4 separate regions of the Homo sapiens genome follow, and regions 2, 3 and 4 are each linked to region 1. The links are chromatin contacts, found by Hi-C in ENCODE. All regions are on one chromosome and are shown on one strand. The core of a region is the stretch at or near the end of the contact, and the rest is flanking DNA. Distances in the headings are between cores, read along the strand shown.

What was found. A loop is a pair of places that touch in the nucleus more often than their neighbours do. Pooled maps may share reads with other maps.
Region 2: a pooled map shows a loop between it and region 1 (4-fold over the local background). The contact joins the promoter of DOK1 here to the promoter of TPRKB in region 1. A Hi-C loop is called at or near these places in 4 of 50 pooled maps.
Region 3: a map of CD4-positive, alpha-beta T cell shows a loop between it and region 1 (6-fold over the local background). The contact joins the promoter of SFXN5 here to the promoter of TPRKB in region 1. A Hi-C loop is called at or near these places in 3 of 168 maps with a recorded cell type or tissue (CD4-positive, alpha-beta T cell, ascending aorta and gastrocnemius medialis), 3 of 37 single-sample maps with no recorded cell type and 16 of 50 pooled maps.
Region 4: a loop to region 1 is called in a pooled map, with 4 times the contacts of the local background. The contact joins the enhancer-like site here to the promoter of TPRKB in region 1. A Hi-C loop is called at or near these places in 7 of 50 pooled maps.

Annotation. Positions count from the first base shown.
Region 1 is chr2:73,735,942-73,739,296 of GRCh38, forward strand. It overlaps TPRKB (TP53RK binding protein), which reads right to left and starts at 1,404. Exons shown (of 5, transcript NM_016058.5): 1 at 1,361-1,404. RefSeq lists enhancers at 1,666-1,745, 1,786-1,845.
Region 2 is chr2:74,552,741-74,556,051 of GRCh38, forward strand. DOK1 (docking protein 1) reads left to right here and starts at 1,980. Exons shown (of 5, transcript NM_001381.5): 1 at 1,980-2,074; 2 at 2,414-2,713; 3 at 2,835-2,928; 4 at 3,154-3,311. The coding sequence starts at 2,015. It overlaps LOXL3 (lysyl oxidase like 3), which reads right to left and starts at 1,202. Exons shown (of 14, transcript NM_032603.5): 1 at 1,136-1,202. RefSeq lists silencers at 22-316, 302-596, 1,322-2,071 and enhancers at 302-596, 2,080-2,597, 2,222-2,281.
Region 3 is chr2:73,070,205-73,073,685 of GRCh38, forward strand. It overlaps SFXN5 (sideroflexin 5), which reads right to left and starts at 1,508. Exons shown (of 14, transcript NM_144579.3): 1 at 1,400-1,508. The coding sequence starts at 1,501. RAB11FIP5 (RAB11 family interacting protein 5) reads right to left here. Exons shown (of 6, transcript NM_001371272.1): 6 at 3,178-3,481. RefSeq lists a silencer at 447-1,236 and enhancers at 1,377-1,426, 1,627-2,106.
Region 4 is chr2:74,569,733-74,573,465 of GRCh38, forward strand. The region is part of intron 7 of M1AP (meiosis 1 associated protein); the gene reads right to left. Among named protein-coding and RNA genes, the nearest start is that of DOK1, 17 kb to the left of the region's middle. RefSeq lists enhancers at 1,415-1,514, 2,512-2,721. Within about 2 kb of position 1,564, at least 3 of the 41 ENCODE cell types and tissues checked have a DNase peak (open chromatin) inside an H3K27ac peak, as active enhancers do.

The DNA.
Region 1 (3,355 bases), core at 154-2,653:
TAACAACCATTAAAACATGTGGTCTTGACGGTGTGTAAAAACGGCAATAAATAACATTAAGTAAGTAAAAACATCTGAATGGAAAACAAAACACAAACTGGCCAAAATGTGGGTTTTTTAAAAGGCTTTTAAACAAATATTAAAAAGAAAATACACCAAAAAGTTAATGTTATCTCTTATTTAGAATTAATTTGACTTTTTCTGTTACAAACAGAAAAAAATATATTTGTGAACGATATCCTGGCACACAGTTCAATCATTAGTCATGCTAAGGTGGAAAAAATGGATACAGAAAGACATAATCAGTAGGATCCCAATTATATAAAAAGATACACATATTTTTTTAAAATACATGAAAGAAACACTAAAATATGACCATCTTGGGTAGTGAGGTTATGAGGTGATTTTTATTGTCCTTTATATAAAAGAAAATATTTTGTTATGTATGTTCTGAATTTTCTACAGTAAGCACACAAAACATGAGTACACATAATAAGAAAGGAAAAAAACGTGCTTTTTAACACTGAGTGGGGGGAAGAACCCTTAGAAAACTTCAAAATAGTTTGTTCTTGTTTAGCGTAATTTACTCACTCAGGTCAGAAACTTGGAATCATCGTTGAGACCCAACCTGTCACTCAAATCCTATATCTAATCCGTAAAGTCCTGAATTTTCACCTGCTAAATATACTTTTGATTCGTCCACTTCTCTCCCATACGCTAGGTCACATCGCTCATCTACAGCAGTAGCCTTCTGAGTGGTTTCTCACAATTCCTGCCCTCCTATAATCCAGTCGTCACCAGCAGTTACAGTGATCCTTTCAAAATGTACATCAGATCTTGTCATTCTGCTGCTCTTATGATAAAGCCCCAACTTTGTGTCACGGTGTTCCACACTCTACGATCTGGTCCCTGCCTCTCCTCTTCTGCTACCGCCGCAATGGCCTTCTCTAAGCTCAAGTCACCAACCTTTCTCCCCGATTCTGCCCTATCGGACAGGTAGTTCCCTCTCTCCTTTCATCTCCGCCTGACGCACTCCTCCCTCCCTTCAACTCCATTTGGAGTCCATTTACTACAGCGCCCAGAACCCCGGCACTACGGCTCTTTTTAGTCTGAGGACTAGCTCCTTTTTGGGCCCAATCACAACTCTGAAGAATCCTGCGCCTATCCGCTGCATGTCTCCTCACTAAACTATTTCTTGAGGGGACAGCCTGACTCTATCATTCTCGTGCTGCATTCCCAGGGGCTGGCCTCGTTGCCGCTTGAGAAATACCAACCGCAGCCGTTGTCCCAAAGACACTACTAAAACTGCCCGGACCCTCCCGCTCCCGAGCCTGCCCGTTAGAGCGCAAGGAAAACTCACCATCCGGCCCCCAGTGCGTCTCGGAAGAGCTCCCGCTCCGAAACAAAGCTCACAACTTCCGGAAGCGATGGCCAATCCCCGTCTTCTTCGAGCCAGTTTCCGGATAGGCCGGCTCGGGGTGGCCATCTGTTTCCGGGTCCTGGTAGGAGGGGTGCTTCCGCCCATGGTCCCGCCCATTCTTCCGCCTCCCCAACCTGGGTCCCGTCAACGGACGCGAAGGAGAACAGGGGCTGTATATCACTTCCGGCGAAGGAAATGGAAGAATCTATGGGCTGGGACCGGAAGCTGGGGTCTGGTTTTGAGTCTCGGCTTTGTCTTAACCTGTGTTGGGCGTTGCACCGGGCGACCTCAGTTTCTTCCTGTACAAGGAAAAGTACTGACCAAAATGAGTTCTACATACATTTCCGCTGCTGGAGATTTCTTTGGTTTTTGAGACAGAGTCTTGCTCTGTTACTCAGGCTGGAGTGCTGTGGTGCAATCTCGGCTCACTGCAACCTCCGCGTCCCGGTTCAAGCCATTCTCCTGCCTCAGCCTCCCGAGCAGCTGGGACTACAGGCACCCGCCACCACGCCCCGCTAATTTTTTGTATTTTTAGTAGAGACGGGGTTTCACCGTGTTAGCTAGGATGGTCTGGATCACCTGACCTCGTGATCCACCCGCCTTGGCCTCCCAAGGAGCTGGGATTAGTTCTTTTTCTGGGCCATGTCTCCTGTGACACTTTGGACTTTTGAGTTTAATGCTGGAACAAGTTAAAATTTTGGTAGGTGATTGGGAAGGCATGATTATGTTTTGCAATGTCAGAAGGACATGAGATTTGGGGGTCCAGGGATGGATTGAATATATGTCCCTGCCAAATCTCATGTTGAATTGTCCCCATTTTTGGAGGTGGGACCTGATGGGAGGTGTTTGGGTCATGGAAGTGGATCTCTCATGGCTTGGTGTCTTTGCAATAGTGAGTGAGTGCCAGGAAGATGTGGTTATTTAGAAGTGTGTGGCACCCTCCAACACAGTCTCTTGGTCCAGTTCTCACCATGTGATGTGCCTGCTCTCTCTTCTCCTTCTGCCAATAGTAAAAGCTCCCTGGGGCCTCCTCAGAGGCCAAACAGATGGTGGTACTATGCTTCCTGTACAGCCTGCAGAAACATGAGCCAATTTAACCTCGTTTCTATATAAATTACCCAGTCTCAGGTATTTCTTTGTGGCAATGCAACAGCCTAATTGCAGGGGGCAGGGGCAGGGGGAAGAGGTGGGGAGGCATGACACACTGGGCTAAAACATGAAGAACATTCGGCCAGGTGCGGTGGCTCACGCCTGTAATCCCAACACTTTGGGAGGCCGAGGCAGGCAGATCACCTGAAGTCGGGAGTTCGAGACCAGCTTGACCAACGTGGAGAAACCCCGTCTCTACTAAAAAATAAAAAATTAGCCAGGCATGGTGGCTCATGCCTGTAATGCCAGCTACTCAAGAGACTGAGGCAGGAGAATCACGTGATCTGGGGAGGCAGAGGTTGCCATGAGCTGAGATCGCGCCATTGCACTCCAGCCTGGGCAACAAGAGTGAAACTCCCTCTCAAAAAAAAATAAATAAATAAAAATTAAAATTAAAAAAAATATATATATATATATATACATATATATATGAAGGACATTCTATTTCTGGGAGACACTGGAACAGGGCCCTGGCTGGTCTGGTTAGTCTCTCTCTATCACAGGATGCTACATTCCCAGCACATTCTACAGTTATCCTAGAGAACCACAAGTGAGAAAGGAGAGAGAACTAAATTGGTCCAAGGCCACCTGGAGAACTGTCCTGCAGTCTATGCCCTTAACCCAGATTATACCCTTTAGCAAAGCTAGTCCGTTTCATATGCCCACCAACCTCCTAGTATCTGGAGGCGGAAGTTTGTCTTATCAGATCGATGTAACACCTTCACAGACACAATGTCAGTACAACATTGTTGAGCCATAGCCAGAATACATTTTACTAGGCCCAGG
Region 2 (3,311 bases), core at 730-3,229, 820 kb after region 1:
CACTGAGTAAGACAGAGACAGCGAGAGACAACAGGAGAGAAAGAGCCCCAGGGACCAAGAGACAGGGAGAGAAACACATTAAATAAGGGCTGAGGCACAGGTCATAGAGGCACAGCCTGAGAGACCCAGAGATAAGAGACAACTATGAGAGATCGAGAGTCAGAGAAGGGTCAATAAAAAGAGATAGAGACTGAGCAAGAGACACGTAGAGAGAGAGGAAGACCCAGACAGACAGGATGTGAGAGGAAGGGAGACTGTGGGAATGAGAGAGAGAAAACCAGAAAGACACAGAGGAGAGAGACAACGGATAGAAAGTGATAGGCAAAGAACTAAGCACTCAGTATAGGGGAACCAAGCACACCGCGGGTGAGAAGGAGAGGGATTGACAAGAGCCAAGGGGCGGACGTGGGAGGGATCCAGATGACCCCATTTACTCAGAGGGAGGACAGACAGCTGTACTGATTGTGCAGAGAGGCACGTAAGGGGCCCTAGGCGGCCCTGGGATCACAGATCCCCTGAATGGGAGCCCAGAGTCCTAACCCAGCAGATTCCCAGGCAGGGAAGGCTGGCACCAAAGCTCGCCTGGAGAACCTGCTGCACGCCCTCCCCAACACGCAGGCTCTCAGATGCCCTGCAGGGTCAAGAGGCCCAGGAGGGCCAGGCCTCAAGGCTGGGCGGGGGATGGGGTAGGGTTGTCCCAGCCTCCTGCCAACACCACCATCCCTGTCACCGGGCAACGGGAGGCCAGGCGCTATGGCTCCTCAGCCAAGGCCTTCTCTGCCTAGGGCTGAGAACAGCCCCTCTACAGCAAGCCCCCGTCAACATGCTTCCCCCAACCCAAACAATCAATCCAACAAGGCAGCTTTGTTCTGGGTTGGGGACCCAGGGGCAGCGCCTCCCGGAGGAGCCCCCTCCCTTAGGGCGCTCCTGGCGGCCCTGTTCGAACACCCGTAGCCCCCGCCTCCGGTATGTGCCTCCTCCGTGTACTCTGTCTCACTTGCCCTTTGACAAGAATCAAACTCTCAGTTGGGTGGCTTCCCCTCGACTCCATCCCACACCACCCGTTTTCCCTGGTCCCTCCACATCCTCTCCATCCCCTACTCATTCCCTCTGCGGTTAGCGTGACTCCCCCTACCTTGGCCGAGCAGGACCCTAAGGGCTGGGAGAAGAGTGCTGGTCCTGGAGATCAGTCCTAGGACTTCCAAAAAAAAAAAAAAATGCTCGGCCAGGGGAGACTGGACCCCCCTCTCTCCCCCTTCTCCGTTCGTCCCTCCCACATCCCCCTGAGCCCTCCCACATTCCGCCTTCTCCTTCCATTCCTCCCGGCCAGTTCCCTCCTCTCCTCCTCTGGGTCCTCCCTCCCCGTGGAGCTGGCCACTGCCGCGCCCCCTCCCCCTCCCTGGCCCTCCCGGCTCGTTCAATGAAGCTTTCTCTTCCCGCGGCATGGAGGCCAGGCCTCTGCGGTCAGGGAGCTGACATGCAAGCGGCGGCCGGGCGGCGGGGCGGCCCCGGTGGTGGCGGGAAGCGGTTCAACCCCAGCCCTCCCTCCGAGTCCCGGGCCAGCGGAGTCTAAACAGCCCGGCTCGGGCGGGGCTGGGGGCGGGCCCGGCCAGGGTAAATAAAGCCCCGGAGGCCCGTGTGGGTCTCTCCGGTGCCCGGGGCGCTTTCGGGGTGATGTCATGGCTTTCACTCTGACGTCACCTTGGGCATATGACGTCACGCGCAGCCACCACGCCCAGAGGCCAGGGCCCTCGCGCCAAAACCGAGGACTTTCGGTGGAGCCACTGGCGCGCCCCCACGACGGCGGGTAGGGGCCTGGGGTGCTGCAGCTCCCGGCTAATCCGGGGGTCTCCACCATTCCTTCTCGCTCCTCTCCCTCACCCCACCGCGACCCCCCCAGCGGCTGCCGGCGGGGGCCGGGGAGGGGCGGAAACTCCTCCAGGGAACCCGGCCCCGCCTCCCGCCCCGCCTCCCGCCGCAGGGCCAGGAAGCGCGGAAGGAACCGCCGGGGGCCATGGACGGAGCAGTGATGGAAGGGCCGCTTTTTTTGCAGAGTCAGCGCTTTGGGACCAAGGTAGTCTGGCGCATGGATGCCGAACCTTATCCGGGCTAGTAGTGGGTGAGAGAGCCCAGAAACAGGGAGAGGTGGGCAGCGGGCTGGAGAGCGGCGCCGGGAGTTGGAGAGCCTGTGACTTTCCCGTGAAGTTGCTTTGCACACTCCCGGGAAGCGTCTGTAGTCTAGGGGTTCTGGTCCTGGGGAGACGGAGTGGCATCGTCCTTGGGAAACTTCGCCCCCAACCCCGTTTGGAAGCCCCAGATCCCAAATCGACTTGCGCCGCAACCTCCTTCCCCGTCGGGACCCGGGCCGCCTGCGCACGCCACTCCCTCTCGAGCACTCTCTCTCTCTCCCTAGAGGTGGAGGAAGACCTGGGCCGTGCTCTACCCGGCCAGTCCCCACGGCGTAGCGCGGCTCGAGTTCTTTGACCATAAGGGGTCGAGCTCTGGGGGTGGCCGAGGGAGCTCGCGCCGCCTGGACTGCAAAGTGATCCGTCTGGCTGAGTGTGTGAGTGTGGCCCCCGTCACCGTGGAGACCCCCCCTGAGCCCGGCGCCACTGCCTTCCGCCTGGACACTGCTCAGCGCTCGCACCTGCTGGCGGCCGACGCGCCGTCCAGTGCAGCCTGGGTGCAGACGCTGTGCCGAAACGCCTTTCCGGTGAGGAGCTGCGGCGATGCGGGGTGGGGGCAGTTACAGAGGCAGAGAAATGGGGCTGCCTCAGACCGACCCCCGCTCCCCGCTGAGGAAATTACGGGTTTCTCGATGCTCTCTACTACAGAAAGGCAGCTGGACTCTGGCGCCTACCGATAACCCACCTAAGCTTTCTGCCCTGGAGATGCTGGAGAACTCCTTGTACAGCCCTACCTGGGAAGGTAGACGCCTCAGAAGCCCGGGCAGGGATGGAGTGAAGAGGAGGAGGGCCGAGGGCCTTTGGGAAGTGGGTGGATACCCAGGGGCCCATGGGGAAGTAAGAAGTAGGAAGGCCCTGAGATCTGGCTTCCGAGTGAGTGCTTGGACACTATGCTCATGAGTCCTCTGGGTCCCCACTGCTGCCCCCGTCCCTCCCCCGCAGCTGTCTAATCGTGTATGCCTTCCAGGATCCCAATTCTGGGTAACGGTGCAGAGGACTGAGGCCGCCGAGCGCTGTGGCCTGCATGGCTCCTACGTGCTGAGGGTGGAGGCTGAAAGGCTGACTCTCCTGACCGTGGGGGCCCAGAGTCAGATACTGGAGCCACTCCTGTCCTGGCCCTACACT
Region 3 (3,481 bases), core at 258-2,757, 670 kb before region 1:
ACCCCGACACTCTCGCCCTAGATGGCCTCCTACACTGGAAGGAAGATGCCAGTCTCGCCTCGGATACCTACATGCTGAGATGGCCTACTTTTAAAAGGAATTAAAGTCCTGTTAAGAAACACTGGGGACATTTTTTTCAGACGGCTCAGGAGCCAAGTTCCCTAATTATCAGCAAAGCTCGGGGCACCCCCTTGCTGGAACCAGTCCCCTTCCACCACAACAACAAAAAAAGAAAAAAAAAGCCACCGCACCGACCTTAGCACAATTTCCTTTCTTCCTTCAAAGTTCTTTTCTGGCCGCCTCGGCTGCCGCCCACCCCTGGCAAGCCCCGGTTCACTTCAGCGGTCTCTCTGCCTGTTTCCTAATAAATTCCGTCTCATTGGTGCGGGAGGCGCGGGAGCCCGAGGGTCTGCGGCGCGGGAGCGGCCCCTCCCCGGCTCCGGTCTCCGGGCCCAACCAGGCGCCCGGGCTCCGCGTTCCACCCCCGCCTCCGCAGTCTAGGGCCGAGTCGGCGACGCCCCAGAGGAGGTCCCGGAGGGAAAGGACCCCTGTCGCCGTGCCCCGAAGAGCCTGAGCGGGTGTGCCCAGAGCCAGTCCCCGGCGGCGCGGGGGCCCGGGCGCGGGAGACCCTCCGCGGAGAACACAGCGAGGAAGAGGCTGGGGGGGGGTTCCCAGGCGGCAGCCCCTCGGAGGGACGACGGCCCCAGGGGATGACACAGCGTTTCCCCCGCACGCCCTGGCTGCGTCCCCTCAGGGCATCGGCCGGCTTGCTGCGTCAGCGAATCCTCAGCCCGAGATGGAGAGCAGGGACGGGGGACGCCGGACCGCCGCTCGCCTCGGCACTCGCCCCCTCAACCTGCTGCGCGCGCCGAGCCCGGCTTGGGGGCCAGGGCTGGGGAGTGACCGCGGGGCGCGACGCTGCCCGGCGGCACCGCCAGCAGCTCGAAAGGAACGTCAGTCCCCACCGGGGGAAAAAGTTAGAAGGCATCCCGGCCACGCCAACTTCCCATCCAGGGCCAGACTAGAACTTTGCGTCCCGGGCGGGCAGCTGCACAACCCGGAGCGACCCTGAGCAGCCGCTCGAAGCCGGGCGCTCGGGACCTTGACCGCAGCCGCCGGTGGCCAATCACAGGGCGCCGCGGGCGGGAAAGGCTAGAGGGCGCGGGCAGTCGGGGAGTGACGGCGCCAAGGGCCAATAGGAAGCCAAGATGGGAGTCCGCGCCCGCCCCGTTGACCAATGGGAAAAGGGTGACTGTGACCGAGGTTCCCCCCCTGGCGCTAGCTGCAGGCTCCGCTGGCCGCGGGTGGGAGACCCTTGGGCGGAAGGGGACTTTGGAGGGGAGTTTGCTCGTCCTCTCTTTGCCACCCGCCGGCCCGCAGACCACAGCCCGGTCCTCACCTGCTGGAAGCGGGGTTTGCCCAGTTGGAAAGGAGGTGCATCGCTCGAGGCGCTAGCGGCACTAGCCGCCGCCGCCGATGCTGTAGTCGCTGTATCCGCCATGGCCACTGACGCCCGCAATCTCCGGCCCTTTTAAAATGTCCCTCCTCGGCCCCCGCCACAGCTGCCTCTCCCGATTGGCCCTAATCAACCGCAGCGAGCGGGAGGCGCAAGGCGTTGTGGGGAGTGTAGTTTTTCGCGTCGCGGCGCTTACAACCGTAGACTGCGGAGAGTTGCGGCCGTCCGGAGAGGTCTCGGTGCCCGCTGTCCGCGTTGCAAGGTGCAAGGTCGGCAGTCCAGGAAAGGTGTTCCTGTACGACGACCACGGGCCACCCCTCGCTGCTTAGTTGCCCCCAGAAGTTAGAGTTGCTGCCGTGGGCGTCGCTCCTGGGGCCAGGCAGCGCAGAAGGGTCCCATTCAAGGGGGAACCTGGGACCAGATGGGCAAAGACTCCAGGCGGAGTAGGGTTAACCTCGGAAGGCTTTCTCCAAGGAGTTGCACTGCGGACCTTCTCGTACTTTCCTCCGTCGCCACCCTGCCCACTCGTCCTGTGCTCTCCGGCTGCCCTGACACTCAGTTCCTGGAGCATGCTGGGGCCTGCCCGCCTCCCGACCCCTGAACATTCTGTACCCGGAAGACTAAATCTTCGCCTGATGCTGGCTTTCTGGCTTTAGCCTAAACATTGCATTTCCCAGTCCATCACTCTGCTTGCACAAAATCCCACAGAGGCTCCGTGGCACCCAGCACTTCTCTTTTGCACTCACAACTACTTACTGTTCTGGACAGTCTTTCTTACTGTAAAGTTCACAGGGCAGGGGCTATGACTTTTTGATTCACTTCAGTTTTCAGAGCCAGACATAAAAGGGCTCACAGTAGAGACTCAAATAAGTGTTGGCTGTGAGTTCATCAGTGGGGGATTAAGAGCCCTGGCAGCTTTCACCTTGTCTGGCCAACCAAGGAAGATCCCTCCTGGGCCTAATTCCTGGGCAGGAGGAGAACTTGGGACTAGGGTGGGTGGGGAGGGTGTTAGGTAAGGGGGAGTATTACAGATTGTGGAGTAAGGATCAGTATGGATAATAAACACATACAGTTGTAGAATGGATTAGCTGAAGATTCCCAGCTGAATTACCTGGTCAGTGAGCCAGACTTCGGGAGCTGCCTGTTTTGCCCAAGATGACAGTAGAAATATTTGGTCTTCTAGGGAACTCCACTTTGGGTCTCATTAGTCTCGTGGTGGAGTGCAGGGTTGGCTCATGTCTGCCAGTGTTTCTGGACACTACATGAGCTGTAGCAGTCAAAGTTTTTCATCCTCTAGTAGTTGAACCACAAGAAACACTTTTCATAAAGCTAGGGGGAGATTCTAGCTAGCCACGAAGAACAATTTGTATCTTGGATTTGTATCTTATCTTAGAGATTCTATCTAGCCATGAAGAACTATTTGTATCTTGGATTTGTATCTTATCTTCCCCTGCTAGACCATGCAACTTGAGAATAGGAATCCATTTCTTACCCTCTGTATTACCAATAAATGGGCCCATCTTAGGTGCGCAATAAATGTGGGTACCCTGGGAGTCAGAAAAGACTAAGTTCAGGCTGCTGGGCAACACTGTGCTGCTGCCCCCTTATAAGGGGCAGGGACAGTGTCATCCAAGAATCCCATCACCTTGATTTAAGGTGCTTTCTCCCACAGCAGCCTCCTGTAACTGTTCATTCCAAAACAGGAACACAACAGAGCCACCTGCAGTACATGAATGTTTTATTCTTCATAAAGTGCTTAAAACATGAAGAACAAGCTCTTTATAAAGAGCCTTAACTAGGAAGACAAACAGCAAAGCAGAACCATGCCTGCTCCCTGCCCAACCCACCTGCAACTTTCCTCCAAGTGTGGCTAGGAGAAGAAACATCAACAAGGACCCTGGGCTTCGATTCAAAAACTCCTCTGAAGCCATCCATGCCCTGGGCATTAGGGAGGCCCACAAAGGTCAGGGCCAGGGCTGGGAGTGAATAAAGCCCAGAGGAATCCCCAGTAGGGGGGGTGACTCC
Region 4 (3,733 bases), core at 314-2,813, 830 kb after region 1:
ATTTTAAATAGGTAGAAAGAGACAGGACCTGAGAGAGAGGAGGACTACATTATGTCAGAGAGGCTAAGTCAATTTATAATATATGGCTGAGAGAGGGAGGAAGAGGATTGAGAGAGAACAGGGACTGAGGAGGTAGAGATAATTTGTGTGTGTGTGTGTATGTGTGTGTGTGCATGCGTGTGTGTGTGTGTGTGTGTGTGTGAAAGGTTCTAGGAACAGCTTCAGGTTAGAGATAATTGAGGAGTGGGGGAAGAAAATTTGAGAAATGTCATTATGGGTTATGAACTAGATCCTTTTTGGTGTCCTTTGAATACACAAATCACTTTAAAATTTACTTTTGGGCCTCTGATAGTGCTTCCATATATGCCATTTGTGCAGAGACTAAGCCACGTAGGGGCCATTAAATTTGTTAGGGTTACAAATAGATGAATACACCAATACTTAGTGAGGGTAAGCAAGTTGCCTAAGTTCACACAGTCGGGAAATAAAAAAAGCGTCAGGAACCTAAGGCCGTCTGATTCCACAGTCCAGGATTTTCCTGGACAACACAAATTATATTTTACTACAACATATTAGAAAACTGCCTTGCCTTGACTCCTCCAAAAAGAGAAGTAAGAAAGGGGGGAATTTCTATTCTGGGCCTAAATTTGACCAAAGCCTAGGAATTGGTTAGTAAAGTGGGGAAGCGATAGAAAAGGCACTATGTCAATCTGGAGTTTGGGTAGTCAAATTATATCTGAGACTTTAATCTCAAACATAGGATCCTATATTTAAAAACCTATTTGAAATATGTTTTTCTCCAAAAAGAAACAGCATACAAATGTCTAATGACAAGTGGAAGAAACTAGAGAGCTCCCATTCAAGAAGTACCATTTGAGTTTGGTCTTTCAGGATAGGGTAGGATTTGAACACACAGAGATGAGAGAAAGGTCAACATGAGCAAAGGCTCAAAGGTGGAAAAATTTAAGGTTTCTGTATTAATTTGGTTGGAGTGTATGGTACATGAAGGGGAATAATGGGAGATAAGGTGGGACCTTGAATATTAGGCTAAGGAATATGGACTTTATGGATAAACAATAGTAAGCCACAAAGTATTTTTCAGCTGAGTAGTGGCAGAATCAGTGCTGAATCAGATTAATCAAAAGATTAATCTGTTGGCATTATGTGAAATGGACTAGGAATGGGAAGCACTAAAAAAGCATTGAGACAAGTTGAGAGATTATTGCAGTATTAAAGGAAAGGTTAAAAGGGCTTGAATTAGGATAGTGATAACAGATGCTATAGGGATAGAATAGGCAAGGTGTAATACGTGATTGAGTATTGATACATAGAAAAACATGTGATAGGGGAATGCTTCAAGGAGATTAAGCTAGTGCCAATGTGCAGGGAAAACCAGAAGAGAGAGAGATTGGAGGCAGGGAAGCCAGTTAGGAGTTTACTGAAGAAGTCTTGGTGAGACAAGCAGTGGGAACAGGAAGTAAAGGAGAGTTACAACTCATGTTATGAGTGGAAAATTGATATGACTTAGTGATGGAGTAGGTGTAAAGGGTGAGATGGCTGAAAGTGACTGAGGTTTCAAGCCTGGGTGACTAGACAATGGCGGTGCTGCTATTAACAGAAAGGCAGAAGTTAGAATGAGAAGTTGGCTGGAGGGGAACATTACAGTGAAAAACAGAAGGCAAGAGAGTTAAATATGGAGCTGACTTGAAATCAGATTTTAAAAGAACATATGAAAAAGGTATATGAAAGAATAAAAAACCAAAGATGGAGTTAAAGAAGCATGGCAAACTTGTAAAAATAGGCTTAGGAGGTTAAAACCCTAAATAAGTCTCGTCACACTTAAAAATATTTGTGTTGAATTAATGAGCTGAAGTTTGTGAAAAGTTTGTACTCTATAACATACTGCCATTCAGGATTTTTGCTGCTTGGAGAAAATGTCATGTGAAAAACAAGAAGGAAGAGGCATTTAAACACTGTTTTGCGGCCAGGCACGGTGGCTCACACCTGTAATCCCAACACTTTGGGAGGCTGAGGTGGGCAGATCAACTGAGGTTGGGAGTTTGCGACCAGCCTGACCAACATGGAGAAACCCCGTCTCTACTAAAAATAAAAAATTAGCCAGATGTGGTGGTGCATGCCTGTAATCCCAGCTACTCGGGAGGCTGAGGCAGGAAAATTGTTTGAACCCAGGAGGTGGAGGTTGTGATGAGCCAAGATTGTGCCATTGCACTCCAGGCCTGGGCAACAAGAGCGAAACTCCGTCTCAAAAAAAAAAAAAAAAAGAAAGAAAACTGTTTTGCTGCTGTCTTTTCCAGAATAGGAGAGTGGTCTTTAATCTAGATGAGGTGGACCAAACGGAGTAAAGAGAACAGCAGTACAAGATGAGTAAGCCGTTGTTATGAGTACTGTGCCATTTTAAGTGAGTTCAACTCCGCTGAAGTACAGAAGCATAGGGTGTAAGTGAAGGAGAATTAGCTTCAGTGTTATAGTCTGTATTTATCTGGCTACATCCAGAGTAGGGAATTTAGCAAAGAAGTTAAAAACATGGGCTTTGTAGTCAACAGAACTAGGTTCAAATTCTTTTTAAATTTTCTTTCTTTCCCACCCCCCCTAAGCAGTGTCTCCCTCTGTCGCCCAGAGTGCAGTGGTGCGATCATGGGTCACTGCAGCCTTGAACTCCTGGGCTCAGGCAAGCCTTCCACCTCAGACTCCCGAGTAGCTGGGACTACAGGTGTGAGTCATTGCTCCTGGCTAATTTCTTAATTTTTAATAGAGACAGGGTCTCACTCTGTTTCTCAGGCTAGTCTTGAATTCCTGGGCACAAGTGATCCTTCTGCCTTGGCCTCCTAAAGTGTTGGGATTACATGTGTGAGCTAGGTCCTCAAACTCTGACAAGACTACTTTGGTAGCTGTGTGACCTTAGGTAACTTACTTGGTCTTTTTAGGCCTCAGCCTCCTCCATCTGCAAAAGTTGGGATAACAATCTCTACTTCAGATTATTGTGAGGATTAAATGAGGTAAAGTATGCAAAACACTTGGTTAAGTGACTACCACTTAGTAAATGCTCCAAAATATGGGTATCTACTAGTGACAGGTCAACTACATCCCTGCCCTTTTCCAAGACAGAAGACTAACAAAGAAAAGGTCTCTTCATCTCTACAACAGTGCTTGGCATACAGTGGTGAGTAAATATTTGATAAATAAATAGACAGATAGATAAATACAGATCCTCAAACCCTGAGTTTAGTGGCAGGGAGACTCTAATCTCGTGTATGTAAGCCAGGATGGAAGGGAATACTTTTTCCCATCCTTATTATTACTATTTTTTTTTTGAGACAGAGTCTCACACTGTTGCCCAGGCTGGAGTGCAGTGGCACGATTTCGGCTCACTGCAACCTCCGCCTCCCAGGTTCAAGCGATTCTCCTGCCTCAGCCTCCCAAGTAGCTGGGATTACAGGCATCTGCCACCACGCCCAGCTAATTTTTTATTTTATTTTATTTTTAGTAGAGACAGGGCTTCATCATGTTGGCCAGGCTGGTCTCGAACACCTGACCTTGTGATCCACTCACTTCGGCCTCCCAAAGTGCTGGAATTACAGGTATGAGCCACCGTGCCCAGCCTATTATAACTATTTTTTGAGACAGGGTCTTGCTCTGTCGCCCAGGCTGGAGTGCAGTGGTGCGATCTTGGCTCACTGCAACCTCTGCCTCCCGGGTTCAAGTGATTCTCATG